Linked DNA regions of Homo sapiens: regions 1, 2, 3, 5 and 6 are each linked to region 4. A link is a contact called in ENCODE Hi-C or POLR2A ChIA-PET data. All regions are on one chromosome and are shown on one strand. The core of a region is the stretch at or near the end of the contact, and the rest is flanking DNA. Distances in the headings are between cores, read along the strand shown.

Region 1 (3,035 bases), core at 418-2,917, 4.0 Mb before region 4:
ATTTCCTAGGGTGATGGTAATGCTTATTTTAATACTTTTCTGGGGTTAAATTAATAACAGACCATCTCCTATTCACAAAAACAATAGGATGGGGCTGCCAGATTGATGGTTGGGACATGGGCTCTGACTGACCTGACACTGCTACTTTTCAGGTCATACTGCTTTTTAAAGCCAAACAAATGTAAGGACCATTTTGCAGTTTGGTCCTACATTGGGATTTTGCAAAGACAACTATTAAATTTGCTTTTTTCTTTTTTTTGCCAAATGCCTTTCCTTGAAATGAAATACTATTTGAGGTTCTCGTGCATCTGATTTGCGTAACACAGAGTTCTATCCACAAGTTGGCTTTCAAAGTCTCCTGGTTTAATATTTAGGCCTTCAGGTTGGTTTTTGTAACCACTGTGCCTGTCAACCTAGGTGCCTATAGTCACTATTCCTACACAGCAGTCGTATATGAATCATCACACAGCATTTCTTGTAAACATTATTGAAATTATTTCCTGCCTCCTTTAAACTCATCTTACATTTTTTTTTTTTTTTTTTTTTTTTTTTGAGAGAGAGTCTCGCTTTGTCCCTCAGGCTGGAGTGCAGTGGTGCAATCTTGGCTCACTGCAACCTCTGCCTCCCAGGTTCAAGCGATTCTTCTGCCTCAGCCTCCTGAGTAGCTGGGACTACAGGCCCATGTCACGACACCCGGCTAATTTTTGTATTTTTAGTAGAGACTGGGTTTCACCATATTGGCCAGGCTGGGTCTCGAACTCCTGACCTCGTGATCCGCCCCCCTCAGCCTCCCAAAGTGCTGGGATTACAAGCGTGAGCCACCGCGCCTGGCCCATTTTACTTGTTTTATCTGAATTTACTAAAGGACTCTTTCTTGGCTTTGTTGTAACATGTATTTCAATTAACACATACTGGTTTTTGTTCTTGAGCAAATTCTCACAACTTGTCTACTGGGAATCTCTGTAAATTGGTTACTTTCTTTTTACACTATCCCAACACTTTTGCTTTCTGGCAACAGTATCGTCCTCATTTTGATTTTTTTCCAGTCCAAAAACATACTATCAACGCCTCTCCTGGTTTCTTTTAAAGGAGGAGGAATGTCAAGTACAAATTCTGAATACTGAGAGCATACGAGTTTCGGTACCGACAAATAAATACTGCTGCTGTTGTTTTTCCTGGAGGTCCCAGGCCTCACAGCCCCTTCCAGCGCCCAACATAAACTTCACCAGGGTGGGAGGCCTCATTGTACCTACTTCCAGCTCCTGCAGGATGAGTGGAGCCCAGGCAGGACTTTCACCCCCCAGCTCCGCGCCCATTCGCCCTGGCCTCCCCTCCCCGCGCCTGGACCCATAGGGCACACAGCCAAGTGCAGCCAAGTCCCTGCCCTTAGGGAGCCCCCGCCAGAGACCGAGTAAAGAAGGACAGCCCCAGGGAAAGGTCTGGAGCAACAGGTGCGCTGAGCACTTCACTGGGCTTCCCTTTCGTAGGTTCCCGCCCTTTTCCTGGGCTCAAGAGCAGGTAACGAGAATCCAGCGTGTGGGAACCACTCCCAAAGTCAAACACCTACCCCAGTTCTCCGCGCAGCTGCCCAGGAGCGAAGTGAGACCGGGTCGGAGAGGCGGGAATAGAGATGTCTGAGCGGCGCCGGGTGTTAGTTCCCAGTGAATGGGGAGGCGGGCGGAGTCGGGCCCAGCCAGGCACCACCTAGCGGGCGCCTGGGCAGGAGGGCGGGGCGGGTCCCGCAGGCCGCGGGGATCTCCTGATGTGCAGGAAGTGGCCAATCTCTGTGCAGGAAAAAGCCCCAACTGTCCGGGAGTTTTCAGTCAAGAAGCGATAATGCGCTTTGGCTATTTGGGGTTTTTCGTGGTTCCATACAAATTATAGGGTTTTTTTTTTTTTCTATTTCTGTGAAGAATGACATTGGTATTTTGACAGGGATTGCATTCAATCTGTAAATTGTTTGGGTAGCATTGTACTTTTAACATTAATTATTCCAACCTATGAGCATGAATATGTGTCCATTTTCTGTGTGTGTTCTTCACGTTTTTCTCATCAGTGTTTTATAGTTGTCCTTGTAGAAGTCTTTCACTTTTTTAATTAAATTGATTACTAGGTATTTTATACATCATATTTCTTATAGCTATTGTAAGTGGGATTTCTTTCTTGATTTCTTTTTCAGACTGTTCACTGTAGATGTATAGACATCTTACGGATATTTTATATCCATTTTGTATTCTGCAACTTTACTGATTCATTTATTAGTTCTAGTAGTTTTTGAGGGGAGTCTTTTGGTTTTTCCGATTATAAGATTATACCATTGGTGAGCAAAGCTAATTTTACATCTTTCTTTCCAGTTTGGGTGTCCTTTGTTTCTTTTTCTTGCCTAATTGCCCCGGCCAGGACTTCCAGTCAGATACTGAATAAAGGGGGTGAAACTGGGCATCCTTGTCTTGTTGCAGATCTTATAGGAAAGGTTTTCAATTTTTCCCTGTTCAGTATGATATTAGCAGTGGGTTTTTCATTTTGGTTTTTATTGTTTTGAGGTATATTCCTTCTATACCCAATGTGTTAAGGATTTTTATCATAAAGAGATGTAGGATTTTACTGAATACATTTTCGGCATCTATTGAAATGATCGTGCAGTTTTTGTTGTTGGTTCTTTTAATGCAATGTATCGCATTTATTGATTTGTGTATATTGAATCATACTTGCATACCCGGGTGAATCTCACTTGATCGTGGTGAGTGATCTGTTTAATGTGTTGTTGAATTGGAGTTGCTAGCAATTTTTTGAGGATTTTTTCTGTTTTTTACCTGTTGATATGACGGATTCCTTTGATTTTCAAATGTTGAATTAGTCTTGTACACCTGCAATCAATCTTACTTAGTCACAATGTATAATCCAACTATTTTACACATAGTTTGATTTCATTTGTGAATATGTTGTTCAGGATTTTGCATCTATACTAATGAAAGATATTGGTCTTTAAGTTTCTTTTCTTCTAATGTCTTTGTCTGGTTTTGTTATCAGAGTAA
Region 2 (3,047 bases), core at 228-2,727, 3.3 Mb before region 4:
TGGGCATGGTGGCACATGCCTGTAGTCCCAGCTACTTGGGGGGCTGAGGCATGAGAAACACTTGAAACCAGGAGGCGGAGGTTGCAGTGAGCCAAGATCGTGCCACTCCACTCCAGCCTGGGTGACAGAGTGAGCGTATGTCTCAAAAATAGATAAATAAATAAATAAATAAATAAAAAAGAAAAGAAATGAGCCTTAGGGCCCGAAATGTAATTTTATTTTTAGCATGATTTTTTTTTTTATTACCCGACAGTTTTTGATTAGTGTGGCAGCTAGAAATTTCCCTCCTGGTTTAATTTGCTTCTTTATAGTTTTTGTCAAAAGCTCAAATGGTACAACACATCACAGGTGACTTTTCAACATTTGAGTCAACCTTGAAAATACACAGATGGATGGATGTCAGGGTGAGACCTGACTTCAAGTTCCCATGAATGTGGTTTATATTTTAAACACTTTAAAAATAACTGTGTATGTCGTGGTGTCAGGAGTCAGGCAGGTGGAAGGGTTAGGCCTTCCAGGCCATCTTCCGAGCTGCACCGGACGTTTGTCTCACCTCCCCTACAGAGATGGTGGCACAGTCCAATCCCTTTTCCCTCCTCACTGGGTGTCCTCCTCCAATTCATGGATTGTCTGACACTTTCTGCACTCGTCCCTGCTGCTGGTGTCTGCTGGCACTTCCTGTCCTTCTTGCTTCCCATCTTCCTTGTCTGTTCTGCCCCTCTCCCTTCCATTTCTCCCGTATTTCTTAGCTTTATCACAAAAAGGCTTGGGCATCACAGCCATGGCCCACTCTTGAGATTGCATTTCTTGGCCAGCAAGCCCACCTGGCCTCATCATTTTGGCTGCAACTTCAAGGTCATCAGCCCATCTTAGCTCTGTTCATCCCTAAGTTTTCTGTGGATAGGCTTTCTATTTGACAGAGTGCTTCTCCCAGCCCCCTCTTAATTTCTTTATCTGACACTGTTTTTTGGGACCTAGAGGTCCCTGAGGGCCTGGGGCTTCCTTGTGCGTTGAGGTGGGCCCTGTAGATTCTGCCGTCGAGAGAACTCTGACCAGCCCGCTCTGAGAAAGAATGTCAAGTGGTCAGGGTCTCACCAAGCAAAGGGCCTCTATATGATAATGGTCCACAGAGCTGTCAGGAGAACAAATGGGGTAATCTGGAGTGTGATTTCATCATTCTTCAGTGCATTCTCAGTGCCGGGAAAAGTCATGAGTAGGGTTCTCGTTTTAACTCCTAAATTATGAACTTACTCACATTTGTGGATTAGACAATGCCTCAACATCATTTTCATAGTGTGTGTGTGTGTGTGTGTGTGTGTGTGTGTTTATGTGTGTGTGTGTGTGTGGTTTAATGTGTACAACTCATCTGAACCCAGTTGCTCTGTGGTTTATCTTTTACTGAGAACTGCTTTTTTTCTTCCTTTTCTAAGAAAATACTAGTTCTTAAAGTATGAAGTCTTTCTTGTGAGTTCATCAGCAGTGAGGGGTGTGGTGTGAGGACCTACATTGGTGATAATGAGATCCAACAATCACTGAATTCAGGCGATTTTGACACAAATCATATTGACTAAAATAATATTAAGCACGTGATGCTGGTGACATTTGAATATTTGCCAGGAAGAATACCTGCATGGTAACAATTGGCTGCAAATGGAAGAGATTTGCATGTTTTATTGTTTTTACAGTTTTAACATACATTTTTATTGGAGAATCTGAAACCAACCTATGTAGGGGAGGTTATGGGAGCAAAAGTAACACAGAGAACCAGCAGGAATCGGCCTACCTGCCTGCCTCTGTCCTCCTCTGCTCCTAAGAATTTGGGTCACCTCTGGCTTCAGCACTTAGTCCTAATCATGAACAACACATGAGTTAGGGGAAAGGTGTATTCACAAATTTGAAATTTCTTTATGTTTTTCCTCTCTCACATTCCTTTCCTGCAGTCTCTTTCCTACTTTTTCATCCTTTGTGTAAAGGTAGCAACTTTTTTTTTGTTTTTTGAGACAGAGTCTCGCTCCGTTGCCCAGGCTGGAGTGCAGCAGTGTGATCTCGGCTCACTGCAACCTCCGCCTTCTGGGTTCAAGTGATTCTCCTGCCTCAGCCTCCTGAGTAACTGGGACTACAGGCATGTGCCACTGTGACTGGCTAATTTTTTATATTTTTAGTAGAGACAGGATTTCACCATGTTGGCCAGGCTGCTCTCGAACTCCTGACCTCGTGATCCGCCCGCCTGGATCTCCCAAAGTGCTGGGATTACAGTTGTGAGCCACCGCACCCGGCCAAGGTAGCAACTTTTATTTGAGAAAGCTTGGAATCCTGACCTAAGCTCCCTGAGTTCCCACTGTGGCTTGTGGCCACCTATTGTGATACTCACTCTCTACCCTTGGTTTTCTGATCTCTAAAATGAGACTGTCTACTTCACGTGGCTGTTAAATGCATCATAATTTCCTTCCTTACCTCCCTTCTTTAAAGGAAACTTGGAATTTTCAAAGCTACTAAATGGAGTTTTTTTGTGTTTTTTTTGTTGTTGTTGTTTGTTTGTTTGTTTGAGACAGAGTCTCGCTCTGTCGCCCAGGCTGGAGTGCAGTGGCATGCTCTTGGCTCACTGCAACCTCTGCCTCCTGGGTTCAAGCAATTCTGTCTCGCCTCAGCCTCCCGAGTAGCTGGGACTACAGGCGCCCGCCACCACGCCCAGCTAATTTTTGTATTTTTAGTAGAGACGGGGTTTCACCATGTTGGCCAGGATGGTCTCGAACTCCTGACCTTGTGATCCACCTGCCTCAGCCTCCCAAAGTGCTGGGATTACAGGCGTGAGCCACCACACCTGACCTAAATGGAGTATTTTTAGGGCCACATGGTTAGGGGCAACTAAAAATGTCATATGCTACCATTGCATTCATGAACACCATCCTCCCTCAGAGAAGAAAGGAGTCACATGACTGCATTTCTGGCGAAACCTGATTGCATTTTGGTAAAACCTGTGCCAGGACCAGGACAGTCATCAATGACGTGTTCCCTGATTTTCATGACTGAAGAGCTTCAGGCTGGTG
Region 3 (3,203 bases), core at 416-2,915, 3.4 Mb before region 4:
TGTTTGTCCTCTTGTCCTTTTTTGCTAGGGGCTATTCATGCTGATTAATTTAAAACTGTCTGCTTGCGCGTACACACGTCTGCGAGTGTGAATGTGTATGTGTGTATCTATGTACCTCATTTGAGAAAGTGCGGCCAACTAGGATTGGCTACGAGGCAAAGGTGGAGACCTTTAGGAGCCCACCCACCCCAGCGTTAGGACGGTGGGCCTGAAAGTTACTATATGGAAGTCCTCATCGTGTAGCACTAAACCAGTGTAAAAGGTGTTAGGGACAGAGGGAAAACATTGACTTAAACTGTCGTAAAGCCCTTGATAAACCCCTTCCCTGGAGCGCTGAGTTCTGCATGGCCTGGGCCACGGACTAGGTGTTCAGGTGGACACGGGCGGGGATGCGCGTGCGTGTGTAGTGCGCGGACACCTAGGAAGCTACTTGAAAGTAAACACCACGCTCGGGGCGTCCCTAGACATTGCTTAAAACGTGCAGAGTCACCTGTCTTCACAGCAGGGCAGCGCTGAGGTCCCACTGCTGGGGGCGGTGGGGGGCGGCATTGGCCTGGGTCTTCCCCCGGCGGCCGAGCGCCGGTAACACAACGTGTGTGTGTGTAGGCGCGTGTACACACTCTCATACACGGCTAGAAAGGGTCCAGGCGACACACACACTCCCACATACACGGCTAGAAAAGGTCCAGGCGAGACACACACACACACACACACACACACACACACTCCACACACACTCACACGGCCAGAAAGGGTCCAGGCGGTTCCCGGCGCTTTTCCAGCCCTTGTTTTCATGGCGCACCCTCCCGCCAGCCGCCCCCCTCCGCACTCCGTCGTCCGCCCGGCCCGGCCGCGTGCGGTTCCCCGGGAGCCCCCACCCCGTCGCGGACCCCAGCGACCACCAAGTCCGCACGCGGCCTGCCGCAGGCCTGAGCAGAAGGCCCCGCGCACACCCACCGCGCCGCGGCCGCGCGGGAGGCCTGTGCCGCCCGCGCCACCCACTGGCCGGGCCCCGCGGGCGCAGCGGAGCGGGCGGGTGGCCGGCCCGGACGCGCCCTCCCCGGCCGCGGCCCCGCGCGCCATGTGCCCCCGGCGGGACGCGCCACTCCCGGGCCTGCCGCGGCGCCTTTAACCCGGGCCAGGGAGCGGGGCGGAGGGGGCGGTCGGGTGGCTCAGAGGAGGGCTCTTTCTTTCTTCTTTTTTTGAATGAACCGTGTGACGTTACGCACAGGAAACCGGTCGGGCTGTGCAGAGAATGAAGTAAGAGGACAGGCACCACAGCCCCGCTCCCGCCCCCTTCCTCCCGCGCCCGCCCCTCCGCGCCGCCTGCCCGCCCGCCCGCCGCGCTCCCGCCCGCCGCTCTCCGTGGCCCCGCCGCGCTGCCGCCGCCGCCGCTGCCAGCGAAGGTGCCGGGGCTCCGGGCCCTCCCTGCCGGCGGCCGTCAGCGCTCGGAGCGGGCTGCGCGGCGGGAGCTCCGGGAGGCGGCCGTAGCCAGCGCCGCCGCGCAGGACCAGGAGGAGGAGAAAGGGTGCGCAGCCCGGAGGCGGGGTGCGCCGGTGGGGTGCAGCGGAAGAGGGGGTCCAGGGGGGAGAACTTCGTAGCAGTCATCCTTTTTAGGAAAAGAGGGAAAAAATAAAACCCTCCCCCACCACCTCCTTCTCCCCACCCCTCGCCGCACCACACACAGCGCGGGCTTCTAGCGCTCGGCACCGGCGGGCCAGGCGCGTCCTGCCTTCATTTATCCAGCAGCTTTTCGGAAAATGCATTTGCTGTTCGGAGTTTAATCAGAAGAGGATTCCTGCCTCCGTCCCCGGCTCCTTCATCGTCCCCTCTCCCCTGTCTCTCTCCTGGGGAGGCGTGAAGCGGTCCCGTGGATAGAGATTCATGCCTGTGCCCGCGCGTGTGTGCGCGCGTGTAAATTGCCGAGAAGGGGAAAACATCACAGGACTTCTGCGAATACCGGACTGAAAATTGTAATTCATCTGCCGCCGCCGCTGCCTTTTTTTTTTCTCGAGCTCTTGAGATCTCCGGTTGGGATTCCTGCGGATTGACATTTCTGTGAAGCAGAAGTCTGGGAATCGATCTGGAAATCCTCCTAATTTTTACTCCCTCTCCCCGCGACTCCTGATTCATTGGGAAGTTTCAAATCAGCTATAACTGGAGAGTGCTGAAGATTGATGGGATCGTTGCCTTATGCATTTGTTTTGGTTTTACAAAAAGGAAACTTGACAGAGGATCATGCTGTACTTAAAAAATACAAGTAAGTTCTCTGCACAGGAAATTGGTTTAATGTAACTTTCAATGGAAACCTTTGAGATTTTTTACTTAAAGTGCATTCGAGTAAATTTAATTTCCAGGCAGCTTAATACATTCTTTTTAGCCGTGTTACTTGTAGTGTGTATGCCCTGCTTTCACTCAGTGTGTACAGGGAAACGCACCTGATTTTTTACTTATTAGTTTGTTTTTTCTTTAACCTTTCAGCATCACAGAGGAAGTAGACTGATATTAACAATACTTACTAATAATAACGTGCCTCATGAAATAAAGATCCGAAAGGAATTGGAATAAAAATTTCCTGCATCTCATGCCAAGGGGGAAACACCAGAATCAAGTGTTCCGCGTGATTGAAGACACCCCCTCGTCCAAGAATGCAAAGCACATCCAATAAAATAGCTGGATTATAACTCCTCTTCTTTCTCTGGGGGCCGTGGGGTGGGAGCTGGGGCGAGAGGTGCCGTTGGCCCCCGTTGCTTTTCCTCTGGGAAGGATGGCGCACGCTGGGAGAACAGGGTACGATAACCGGGAGATAGTGATGAAGTACATCCATTATAAGCTGTCGCAGAGGGGCTACGAGTGGGATGCGGGAGATGTGGGCGCCGCGCCCCCGGGGGCCGCCCCCGCACCGGGCATCTTCTCCTCCCAGCCCGGGCACACGCCCCATCCAGCCGCATCCCGGGACCCGGTCGCCAGGACCTCGCCGCTGCAGACCCCGGCTGCCCCCGGCGCCGCCGCGGGGCCTGCGCTCAGCCCGGTGCCACCTGTGGTCCACCTGACCCTCCGCCAGGCCGGCGACGACTTCTCCCGCCGCTACCGCCGCGACTTCGCCGAGATGTCCAGCCAGCTGCACCTGACGCCCTTCACCGCGCGGGGACGCTTTGCCACGGTGGTGGAGGAGCTCTTCAGGGACGGGGTGAACTGGGGGA
Region 4 (3,200 bases), core at 384-2,883:
AGGCTCAAAATAAATCAAAGCTGTCAATATATAGTAAAGCAAAATCTTAAACCTATATTTCAACCAATTTCTCTCTACAAGAAGTGAGTGAAATCTTTCCTAACTCCTACACCAAGAGACCTAATAAATCCCTTAAGGTGTTATTCTTTATGGGCTACAAGATCAAATATGTTGGGAAGTATTTACATAGACATGTTGTCTACAGAGATTGAGATATATTAATATACAGTTCTAAAAGAAAAACCAAATACCATTCAGCGTCCGACACTGGAAGCCCTGAATTCTAAGTGGAAAAGTTATCCCTTTCACCAAAAATGTAGAAAACAAGGCAGAAAATACTTCCCGGTCATTTCCTTAATTTTTTAAAAATTGCATTACACACCTATAAATGTATTAGTATCAATCAAATCAAGTTTAAGAGGGACTTTGTGCTGCTTCCTGTTCTTGGGAATTAAGTCGGACCAGAAAGTGCTATGCATAAGTAAGATCCTTCAGAAAGAAACAAGGTCAGAATCCTAAGACATCACAAAAGGTAGACAAAGCTTTTTCCATCCCACACAAGCGCCAGAGACAGCAGCCTGTTACCAACTTAGGCATGGTCACATTTGCAATGCACCACTTCCTTCGCACGCCCCAGGAGCTCTATAAAATGAAAGTAACTTAAAAGGTGGGGGGGGCGTATAATCGTCTGATGCAACAGCAGTATGGCCCACACAGACTTCGGGCTCTGGGCAGTGACTGGGTTCTCTGTTTAGATTTAGAAAAAGCATGGGGCCGGGGCGCTGGCCTGAAAACTTACGATGGAGCTGTATGTATCGGGGTGGGGAGTGCGAATGAATGAATGAAAAAAAGGAGCGGACTAACTCCTATTCTCCTATCCCCACCTCCCACAATATCGATTATTTAAATGTTACAAGATTTTCTAGGCTCCTGAACACAGGGGCCCTTGTGGGGCCGTCTCTGGAAGCGCTGGGAGTCCAGGCGGTCCCCGGGGCTCTCTCCTGCCCCTTCTGCCGCGACAATGACTTTCTCCTAGAGACAGCCGCCTACACTTGCACTTGTTCCTCGTGGCCCCGGGGAAGGGCAAGTGGCGAGGAGGAAAGAGAGGAGGAAAGGAGCTTTTTGCCCCTGGTGAAACGCAGCTGCATCCCAATCGCAAATCCGGCTTGGTCCCTCGCCGTACCCGCCGTACCCGCCGGTCCTGGGGAAAAACCCCGAAGAACTTTCTGGAGGCGCCCCTAAGGCTCGCGCCAGGGCACAGACCTGGCCCGACCTTGACCCCCGTGCAGTCTGTGCTTGAGCCCCGGCGAGCTGAGCCCGCCCCAGCCGAGACCTCGACCCCGGCCCCGACCCCGCCCGGCCTGGGTCTTCGCTGGCCCCAGCGGGTCGGTACCTGCTGGAGCCCGCGCGGGGCTCGGTTGAGCGTTCTTGCGCGCCTTCTTCCCAGGCATCTCCGCCGGTGCCGCCGCCCACTCAGCTACAGAGCCCGGGAACCTCAGCCTCCAACTGGAGCACCTCGGACAGCTGCAGGACGCGAGCTGAACACGAACAGTCCTGCAGGCAGGGATGCTGGGATCGGGTGTCCGGACGCGCGGAGATGCCAACTACACACGGTGAGTGCCCGGGAAACTCTGAGATCCCCGCGCCAGAGACCACGCTTTTGTCCAGTGAGAACTTCCCTGGTGACGTAGGGAAACTAGACGCCCGGCCCGCCCCTGTCCCCGCCCCTGTCCCCGCCCCGCAGACGGCGTTATGGGAGCGGACGCGGGACGCGGGCGGGGAAGTACCCCGCTGAGCGCGACCTGCCCGGACACGCTCCCGACCCGCGGCGGCGCCGACCCGCGGCGGGGGGCGCAGAGCGCTCGGCCCCGAAATTACTTCCTTACAAAACGAGGTGGGAGGAGAAGGGGGTCGGCTTTGACCATCTGCAAACGCTGGACGTCGTCAGCGGCAGTGGTGGCGGGAGCTGGGAGTGGCGGGAGCTGGGAGTGGCGGGAGGGGAAGGGTTTAACCAGGAGGAACGTTGTGGGTGGGGAGAGACCAGAGGCCTTGGCAATTAGAGACTTGGGTAAACAAGCCCAGAAAAGAGATTGGAAAAGGAAACTTTTCGAACTTGAAGAGTATGGGCAGTAACAGGGAAGGGAAATGAGAAGAACCTTAATCACCGCAGAGGAGATGCCAGAGGCCCTGTGAGAAAGCTCCGGGTCCCAGGAAGTCACTGCAAACAGAAGCCCTGGTGCCAGCCAGAAAGAACATCGTGTTTGAGTTGGGAAGGGATTTGTGTGTGTCCTTCCAGATAGGTCGATATCGCCCATTGTGGATGTTTAGCAAAAACGAGTGGATCGTTATCATATGGAAAACGTTCAAATCTTTTGTGGGAGGGCTGAGCTACCTGGGAACGTGAAATTATTTGCATAATGTTTGGCGAGGCCATGAGTAATTCTACTATTATGAAGAGGAGTAATTAGGAGTGGTTAACGGTTACTGAGAGCCGCTTCATGCTAAGGACTTTGACATGCATTTTCTCATTCCGTCCTCAGAACAACCGTTGCTACTTTACGGGTGCAGAAACTGAGGTTTGTAGAAAATTGCCCAAGTTCACTTAGGCAGAGAGCACTGCCCTGATTCCGAACCAGGCAGGCCCACAGAGAGCAAGAGCTCTTACCCACTGTAGCCTTCCCAGCAATCAGTTTCTTAGAAAATGTGTGTTTTCGCCGAACGCGGTGGCTCACGCCTGTAATCCCAGCTCTTTGGGAGGCCGAGGCGGGTGGTTCGTTTGAGGCCAGGAGTTCGAGACCAGCCTTGCCAATATGGTGAAACCCCGTCTCTACTGAAATACAAAAGATTAGCCGGCCTTGGTGGTGCACGCCTGTCGTCCCAGTTGCTTGGGCGGCTGAGGCACGAGAATCGCTTGAACCTGGGAGGCGGAGGTTGCAGTGAGCCGAGATCGCGCCACTGCATTCCAGCCTGGGTGACGGAATAAGACTCTGTCTCAAAAAAGAAAAAGAAAAAAAAAGCGTGTTTTCATATTAGCTGTGCTGTTTAATGAAAAGATTGCAAATTCGTTGCATGGGCTCCCTAGAAGTGCTTAGTTTGGTTTACAGTATTGGCCTTCAAAATGTATTGTAAAAATTTGAATTGATTACCAACATTTTAAACATTGAGGGATTGCATGAAAAACCCAGATTCCAGCATCTCTT
Region 5 (3,277 bases), core at 335-2,834, 3.5 Mb before region 4:
GCGTGAGTCACCACGCCCGGCCCATCTTTGCTTAAATTATAAACTCAGTTTCTCCCACAGTTAGTTCAGCCTATGCTCAGGAATGTACAAGGACAGCTTGGAGGTTAAAAGTAAGATGGAGTTGGTTAAGTTAGATCTCTTTCACTGTCTCAGTCATCATTTTGCGAAGGCAAATTCACAAGTGGGAAGAAAGGACGGGTAGATGCAGGGCAGAGAGAGGGCTCTGTGCTTCGAGCCTGGATGATACAGATTTGGCAATACTATTCTAAGGAGAGACCAGAGAAAGAAGTTTAGGGTAGAAGGTAATTAATTAGAGTATGTTGAATTTGTCTTGCAGAAAAACCCTGTGAAGGAAACCTCTGGGAGGCTGTTGTAAATGCTGGGCTGGGGATGGGGTGGGTCTAGAGATCCAGATTTGAAGCAATTTCTAGTCTATTGATAGCTGAAGCTCAAGAAGAGAGTTAGATGAGCAGAGGTGAAGAGAGAAGAGGACATCAGACTCTTGAGTAAATTCAGCTTAAGCTCAGGGAGGAGTAAGAAAGGGAGACAGTGAAGGAAGCAGATAAGGAATATTGGGAAGCTGGACAAACAAGAACTGGGTAGTTGACAATACCAATGAAGAGGGAAGAGGAGAGGACTTTAATTCTTTCGGAGATGCCAGATGAGAAAAAATTAAGAAATGAGTGAGAAAAAAATGATGGAGTGATTAAACATCTATGTTGCTTTCCTTTGAGAATGTTAACTATGAAAAGAAGAAAAGGGTGGTGGTGGCTGCAAACCATAGGAAGGCTGAGAAAGGGTTTTACTTTGGTTCTGCCTCTAATCCCTGACGCATTCAACCTCCTCAAGCCATTTGCTTGTAAACATAACTGGCATAAATAATATCTGATATGCCCATTTTACAGGACAAGTGCTTCCCTCTCAGACCACATACTCGAGGACAGCGGCCGTCCACGCCTTATTTACATTCATCTTCCCAACACAACAGTCATTTGGAAGATGCCGAGTGGCGTGGGAAGAACAAGCGGGAACGAGCGCCGACCCGCCCGCGGCCTGACTGCTAGCGCACCGCTGTGCGGCCGCCTCACCGCGCACTCCCTCCTGAATTATTCACCACCGAGACGAGGACGGTGATCGCCCCCATTCCACAGAGGACACGGAGTGAAGGCGCAGTCACAGGCCCAAAGCCCCCAGTCGGCGGGTCTTGGAAATGGACGACTTTTTCACTCAAAAGCTACGAGGCAACAAAGCATGTGGATGAGGAGGGAAGGGAGCCGGGGCCAATAATTCATCTCAAAGTAAAAGACGTCCCCGGGGGTGGGGAACAAACAAACAACAAAACCCGGCTCTGTGCTTCCGCGCTTGCGCTCTCCTAGGTCTGCCAGGCTGCCGCCCGCGCCTAGGCCAGAGTCTCAGTGCGCCTGCGCCGAGCCCGACTTCCGCCAGGGCTCGATTGGCTTCCAGGCTACTTCTCCCGGCCCAGGGAGGGCCTGCGCTGTGGCTAGAGAAGGGAGTCTGGTGACTGGGTGCGCGTGCTGATGACGAAATCGGAAGTGCCCGGAGCAGAGGCGGGACCAGAACCTAGAGGGCCTCGGGATTGCGGAAGTTTGGTGGGGAGGGTCGGAGCTCTGGTGGAGAGAGTGTTGTCTAAAACAAGTTCCGGAAGGGAGGCTGCCCTTCGCGGTCCGAGAACCACCGGCCTCCCCAGTTTGAGGGCTGTTACCCCGTGCGCGCTTCGACGTTGCTGCTGTTGGCTCTCCTCGCCCCTCGTTCCCTTGGGAACCGCCTGGGAACTCCGCCATGTCATCCACTTCGCCCAACCTCCAGGTATCATTGCTCATCTCCCGTCCCCCTAGGGAGCTGGGATCGAGGGGAGGCGCGAGAAGCGGGTGGGGGGCGGGGAGAAGGGAGGAAGCGGCCGCGCCTGTGGTCGAGGCGCAGGAGGGCGGGTCCGGGGACCTGCAGCAGGTGGGAGAGGGGCCCGTTTTCCAACGGAAAGGTCGTTTCTGGCCCGCTCTTGGGGTCTCCCGAGCTACTGGCTTTGTGAGACTCTTCACTTTTGTTGACACTTCCCGCTTCCAAACCAGCCAAGATCTGGGCAGGTTTCTCCAATCAGGGTTAACGGAGAAAGAAAGAACGTAATTTTTGCAAAGCCCTATTCTGGACCAGTTGAAGATAGGGTGGTCATAGTTCGGTCTTAGTTTCTCAAGCTGACAGCAGACCCCTTCATTCTGAGCTGTCAGGTGAGTAGAGATATGGGAACAGACCAAGAATCTGAGATTACAGCCAGCCTGCATGCAATCTCCGTGAAGTCATTGAATTTATGTGCACACTCCTGTGGCTCCCAGATGGTAGTGTGTAAGATCGAGGAGTATTCTTAAACCTCTGTGTGGCTCCACTTCCCCTCCTCTACCGCAATGAGCACAGTGTTTTGTACACAAATCATGGAATCTTAAGATTTTAGGCTTAATCGTTAGTCCTCTGTGGAATGGAATTCGTTCAGAAAAGAAATTTCTTAATGTAATGGTGTCTCCCATCCCCAGAATGGATCTAGGGCTTCAGTGGCGTTTAGAATGTAATGTGGCTTAATGTAGAGGACTCCCAGTCCAGTAAGTCAATAAGGCACAAAAGAGTAGCCTAAAATACTTGTATTGAGTCCCCGTCGTGGACTTCCGGTAGTTTGTTGAACAAGCAGTTATTGGAGTGCCTGACAGAGGCATCAAAGGTAATGGAAGAACTCCTTAACCCATGATAATTGATTCTGAAGAAAGACCACTCAAAGTAGACCCACTTAAACAGAGATTAAAATTTCACACACACATACACAAAAAGAGTGGGAAAGGAGGCTTGCTTGGGACTTTCATCTTGAAAATCGACCTAGAAGATTATTAAAATAATTGTTATCTTTCACAAAATATTATAATTGTATAATTGCAACAATGACTCATTTTGTGGAATAAGTCAAGTGTTGATTTGTCTGTGTTTTTTTCCTTTTCTTTTCTTTCTTTTTTTTTTTTTTTTTGAGACGGAGTCTTGCACGGTCGCCCAGGCTTGAGTGCAGTGGCGTGATTTCAGCTCACTACAACCTCCACCTCCCAGGTTCAAGCGATTCTCTTGCCTCAGCCTCCTGAGTACCTGGGACTACAGGCACCCACCACCACGCCCAGCTAATTTTTGTATTTTTAGTAGTAGAGATGAGGTTTCACCATGTTGGCCCAGGCTGGCCTCTTGACCTCAGGTGATCCGCCTACCTCAGCCTCCCAAAGTGCTGGGATTA
Region 6 (2,975 bases), core at 95-2,594, 3.3 Mb before region 4:
GTCACCCGCGTGCCTGCCTGCACCAGTAGTGTCCCCGAGCTGGGCCTGACACCATTCTTTGGTGATGGTGGAATAAAGGCAAGTTGAAGAAATAAAAACATGTTCATATATGTGAGTTCCCAAGACAAACCACAGCAGATCCCAGGAATGTGTTTCTGATTGAGCAATGAAGACGTGTTGGTGGGGTTTTGGTTGGGGTGGGTGTGGGTGTCATCTCTGTTTCATGAGGTCTAAATTTCTACTGGCTCAGAAAAAGAACTTTGAGCAGTTTTTTGTTTATATGGGTCATCATCGTCTTCAATTTTTGTGGAGTTTTCTCAGAGCTTCTTGATGGTCTGCTAATACTAAAATAAATATATTAGGCCTTTTGCCTGTCTCTTCTTTTCTGTCACTGGGTGATGGCCTTTGTTTCCTCTAATGGACACATTCCAGATTTGAGTGCGGAGCGGGCAGTCCCTGGCTGCTCATGTCTGACATCGTTCCCTCCCTGTGTAGCAAAGGGAAATCAACAGCACGTGGGAGGGGGAATCTGTGTTCTAAGAACTGCTTTGGTTTACACATCTATAGATAACACTCAACCAGCACTGCAGGTCACATGGACCGGCTGGTGAGGCTGAGGATGAGTCACTTTTAAATTACTCATAGAGAAAGAAATATGTTTCTGAAAGCCAGAGTGGTTGGCTTACACATGGAGGTAAGAGAGAAAGCAGGCAGCTTCATAAAGCACTCAGACCTCCTGTGACAGCTGACGTGGTGTGTAGTGCGTCAGGTGGGAAGACGGGGCCCTGCGTCCTCAGCAATGTATTTGGAGGTGAGGCTTTTTGTTGATGGGAACCCCTGTGCTGGGACTTGGGGGTATTTAGGATACATTTCCATCTAGCTAGACTTTCTCTTACAGTCCCACTTTGTAAATGGCCCTAGGACCCTTGATTAACTTTCAGTAACACAGTCTAGTGGTGAACACCAAGCCATCTGAGGCTGAAATATGGAGAAGTATGTCAGTCCAACAGAAGGTCAGATGGGGAGGGGCGAGGGAGCTTTCAGAAAGTCTTGGAGTACAAGGGCCTCAGCTGAGCCTCGAAGGTCTTCATTCGTTGCAAAGAAGAAGGAATTCTGTCCCAAGCGAGATGGAAAGATCATCTGAGCAAAAAGAAAGCATCAGTGACAGAGGCTGCAACTTCATTTCACTGGCTGAGTCTAAATTTTTTTCACAGGAAAAAATATACAGAAGACAAGAGAACAATCACCAAGGAAGCCCAAGGCACTGCTTACTAAATTGGTCCAAGGGGGGGATTTCACCAAATGCAAATGAACAAAGAACAATACATGTGACTCAAAATATCCGTTATGCTCTTAATACTTACGAGAGGGTGTGAGGCAGGGAGGTGACCTTTTCAAGGGTTGAAAGCTGTCAACTTTTCAACCACATTGTTTTCATTGCTGGGAGATTGAAGACAGGATCACCTCAGGGTACCATTTTGGAAAAGTGATTTAAAAAAAATTAAAAACTCCTTCCTGCATAATGTTTTGGGACATTTTGAATTGTTTTTGCCGTGAAGACATAGAATTCAGGTGTCCAGGAAATACTGCAACCTTTTATGAGAAATGAATACCCAGAAGTCTAGAGCTGCCTGGCACTCACTCTGGCAGGTCTTCCACCTCTGGTCCCTCTCCAGCAGAAGGGCTAGTGAGCAGTTTAGGACCCCTGGAGCAGGGGTACCCTTACCCCCACCCCAAAGGAAGCGATGTGGCTTTTTTCTCGCAGCCCCGCCCCCATCCCTTTGACAGGTCACTAGAACAACAGAGTGCCCAAGTGGAGACAGGGAGGAATGTGATGGTTGGAGGGACCTAAAAATAACCATTTTTCCCTCATCCTGAATGTGCTACCCTGGGCCAGACATTCCCTGAAGGGCTCCTCTGAAATCTGGGAAACAGGAAATGCTAAGAAAATCTCTAATTTGCCTGGTCATGTGAACTCCTCTCGGTGTTGAAACAGAATTTTGGAAGAGGGGACTCTGCACTGTGGTTGAGCCCTCCTAATCAGAGAACATTTGCCCCTATGAGAATATGGTGGATGTGACTATTCAGCCTCAACTTCCCTCTTTCTAAACATGTAAACTCTGATGCCTAAAGAACAAAACCAGAAAAGAAACCCACTCGGTCTTAGTTGCGTATCTGAGTGCCGACAGGGCGGCTGAGAGGGGCCCACGTGCCTGTCGCTAAAAAGCCCCTTTGGCATTTCATAACAGGACCCAATCCCGCAGACTTGTCTGTGCAGGCTCACGCACCATCTTCAAAACCTTTACTACCTGTATTTGTAGTAGATGATTAATGATTAGGCTTTCTTCCCACACATTTGGCTTTGATAATCTCCACTCAAAAATATTCAGATGCAAATAATTTAAAAACAAAGTGGCTCCAAGGGCTCTTTCTGGGAGGATGGAAATGCTGCATATCTTGATAGGGGAGTGAGTTAAAGGGATGTATGCCTTTGTCAATATTCATAAAACTGTACACATGATATATTCATTTTGTTGTATGTAAATGATACTGAGAATGAAAACTCTTAAGATAATAAAGTGGGTTGAGTTTGGAAACCAGAAAAAGTGGACACGATGTAAATGACCCCGCTGAAAACGATTCGAGTTGGCCAGCAGAAACTAAGAAATGCGTACGCGTGGGCAGTCCCCACTGTGCGGGGAAATCTTTGCAAGGTGAGCAGATTCAGCTCAGCTCATAGAAACTCCAGCTGATTCTGCACATTCATCTGTGTTTTTGTAGGTGTTTTTGGTGTCTTTGTGTCCATTTCTGTTTGGCTCATTTCCCTACTCAATTGGATTTTGACTTCTATTTCCTGAATACAACACCCCCGCAATACCTAATATCCCAGGCCTGTGAAAAGTGAATGCCTAATAAATGTCCACTCACTCACTGAGATGGACTGCTTCTCCTGTCTCTGTTACATTCTATCAAAA

What was found. A loop is a pair of places that touch in the nucleus more often than their neighbours do. ChIA-PET counts read pairs that join two places held with the same protein, here RNA polymerase II (POLR2A). Pooled maps may share reads with other maps.
Region 1: a map with no recorded cell type shows a loop between it and region 4 (9-fold over the local background). The contact joins the promoter of HMSD here to the promoter of PMAIP1 in region 4. A Hi-C loop is called at or near these places in 2 of 37 single-sample maps with no recorded cell type and 7 of 50 pooled maps.
Region 2: a loop to region 4 is called in a pooled map, with 18 times the contacts of the local background. The contact joins the enhancer-like site here to the promoter of PMAIP1 in region 4. A Hi-C loop is called at or near these places in 7 of 50 pooled maps. POLR2A ChIA-PET finds 5 or more read pairs at or near these places in 2 of 52 experiments (OCI-LY7 and activated CD8-positive, alpha-beta T cell).
Region 3: a pooled map shows a loop between it and region 4 (6-fold over the local background). The contact joins the promoter of BCL2 here to the promoter of PMAIP1 in region 4. A Hi-C loop is called at or near these places in 4 of 37 single-sample maps with no recorded cell type and 9 of 50 pooled maps. POLR2A ChIA-PET finds 5 or more read pairs at or near these places in 1 of 52 experiments (activated naive CD4-positive, alpha-beta T cell).
Region 5: a map of naive thymus-derived CD4-positive, alpha-beta T cell shows a loop between it and region 4 (12-fold over the local background). The contact joins the promoter of VPS4B here to the promoter of PMAIP1 in region 4. A Hi-C loop is called at or near these places in 1 of 168 maps with a recorded cell type or tissue (naive thymus-derived CD4-positive, alpha-beta T cell) and 8 of 50 pooled maps. POLR2A ChIA-PET finds 5 or more read pairs at or near these places in 1 of 52 experiments (activated naive CD4-positive, alpha-beta T cell).
Region 6: a loop to region 4 is called in a map of naive thymus-derived CD4-positive, alpha-beta T cell, with 8 times the contacts of the local background. The contact joins the enhancer-like site here to the promoter of PMAIP1 in region 4. A Hi-C loop is called at or near these places in 1 of 168 maps with a recorded cell type or tissue (naive thymus-derived CD4-positive, alpha-beta T cell), 3 of 37 single-sample maps with no recorded cell type and 10 of 50 pooled maps. POLR2A ChIA-PET finds 5 or more read pairs at or near these places in 1 of 52 experiments (activated CD4-positive, alpha-beta T cell).

Annotation. Positions count from the first base shown.
Region 1 is chr18:63,947,933-63,950,967 of GRCh38, reverse strand. It overlaps HMSD (histocompatibility minor serpin domain containing), which reads right to left and starts at 1,667. Exons shown (of 4, transcript NM_001123366.2): 1 at 1,568-1,667. RefSeq lists a silencer at 1,600-1,829.
Region 2 is chr18:63,211,826-63,214,872 of GRCh38, reverse strand. All of the region lies in intron 2 of BCL2 (BCL2 apoptosis regulator), which reads left to right. Among named protein-coding and RNA genes, the nearest start is that of BCL2, 110 kb to the left of the region's middle. RefSeq lists enhancers at 328-557, 277-777. Within about 2 kb of position 1,477, at least 3 of the 41 ENCODE cell types and tissues checked have a DNase peak (open chromatin) inside an H3K27ac peak, as active enhancers do.
Region 3 is chr18:63,318,231-63,321,433 of GRCh38, reverse strand. BCL2 (BCL2 apoptosis regulator) reads left to right here and starts at 1,665. Exons shown (of 3, transcript NM_000633.3): 1 at 1,665-2,260; 2 at 2,482-3,203. The coding sequence starts at 2,768. RefSeq lists silencers at 789-858, 889-1,098, 1,259-1,448, 2,804-3,043.
Region 4 is chr18:59,898,429-59,901,628 of GRCh38, reverse strand. It overlaps PMAIP1 (phorbol-12-myristate-13-acetate-induced protein 1), which reads right to left and starts at 1,633. Exons shown (of 2, transcript NM_021127.3): 1 at 1,394-1,633. The coding sequence starts at 1,451. RefSeq lists silencers at 1,267-1,476, 1,627-2,036 and an enhancer at 1,793-2,544.
Region 5 is chr18:63,420,783-63,424,059 of GRCh38, reverse strand. It overlaps VPS4B (vacuolar protein sorting 4 homolog B), which reads left to right and starts at 1,584. Exons shown (of 11, transcript NM_004869.4): 1 at 1,584-1,827. The coding sequence starts at 1,801. RefSeq lists an enhancer at 1,417-1,716.
Region 6 is chr18:63,159,565-63,162,539 of GRCh38, reverse strand. All of the region lies in intron 2 of BCL2 (BCL2 apoptosis regulator), which reads left to right. Among named protein-coding and RNA genes, the nearest start is that of BCL2, 160 kb to the left of the region's middle. RefSeq lists enhancers at 310-359, 560-849, 940-1,179, 1,590-1,709. Within about 2 kb of position 1,344, at least 31 of the 41 ENCODE cell types and tissues checked have a DNase peak (open chromatin) inside an H3K27ac peak, as active enhancers do.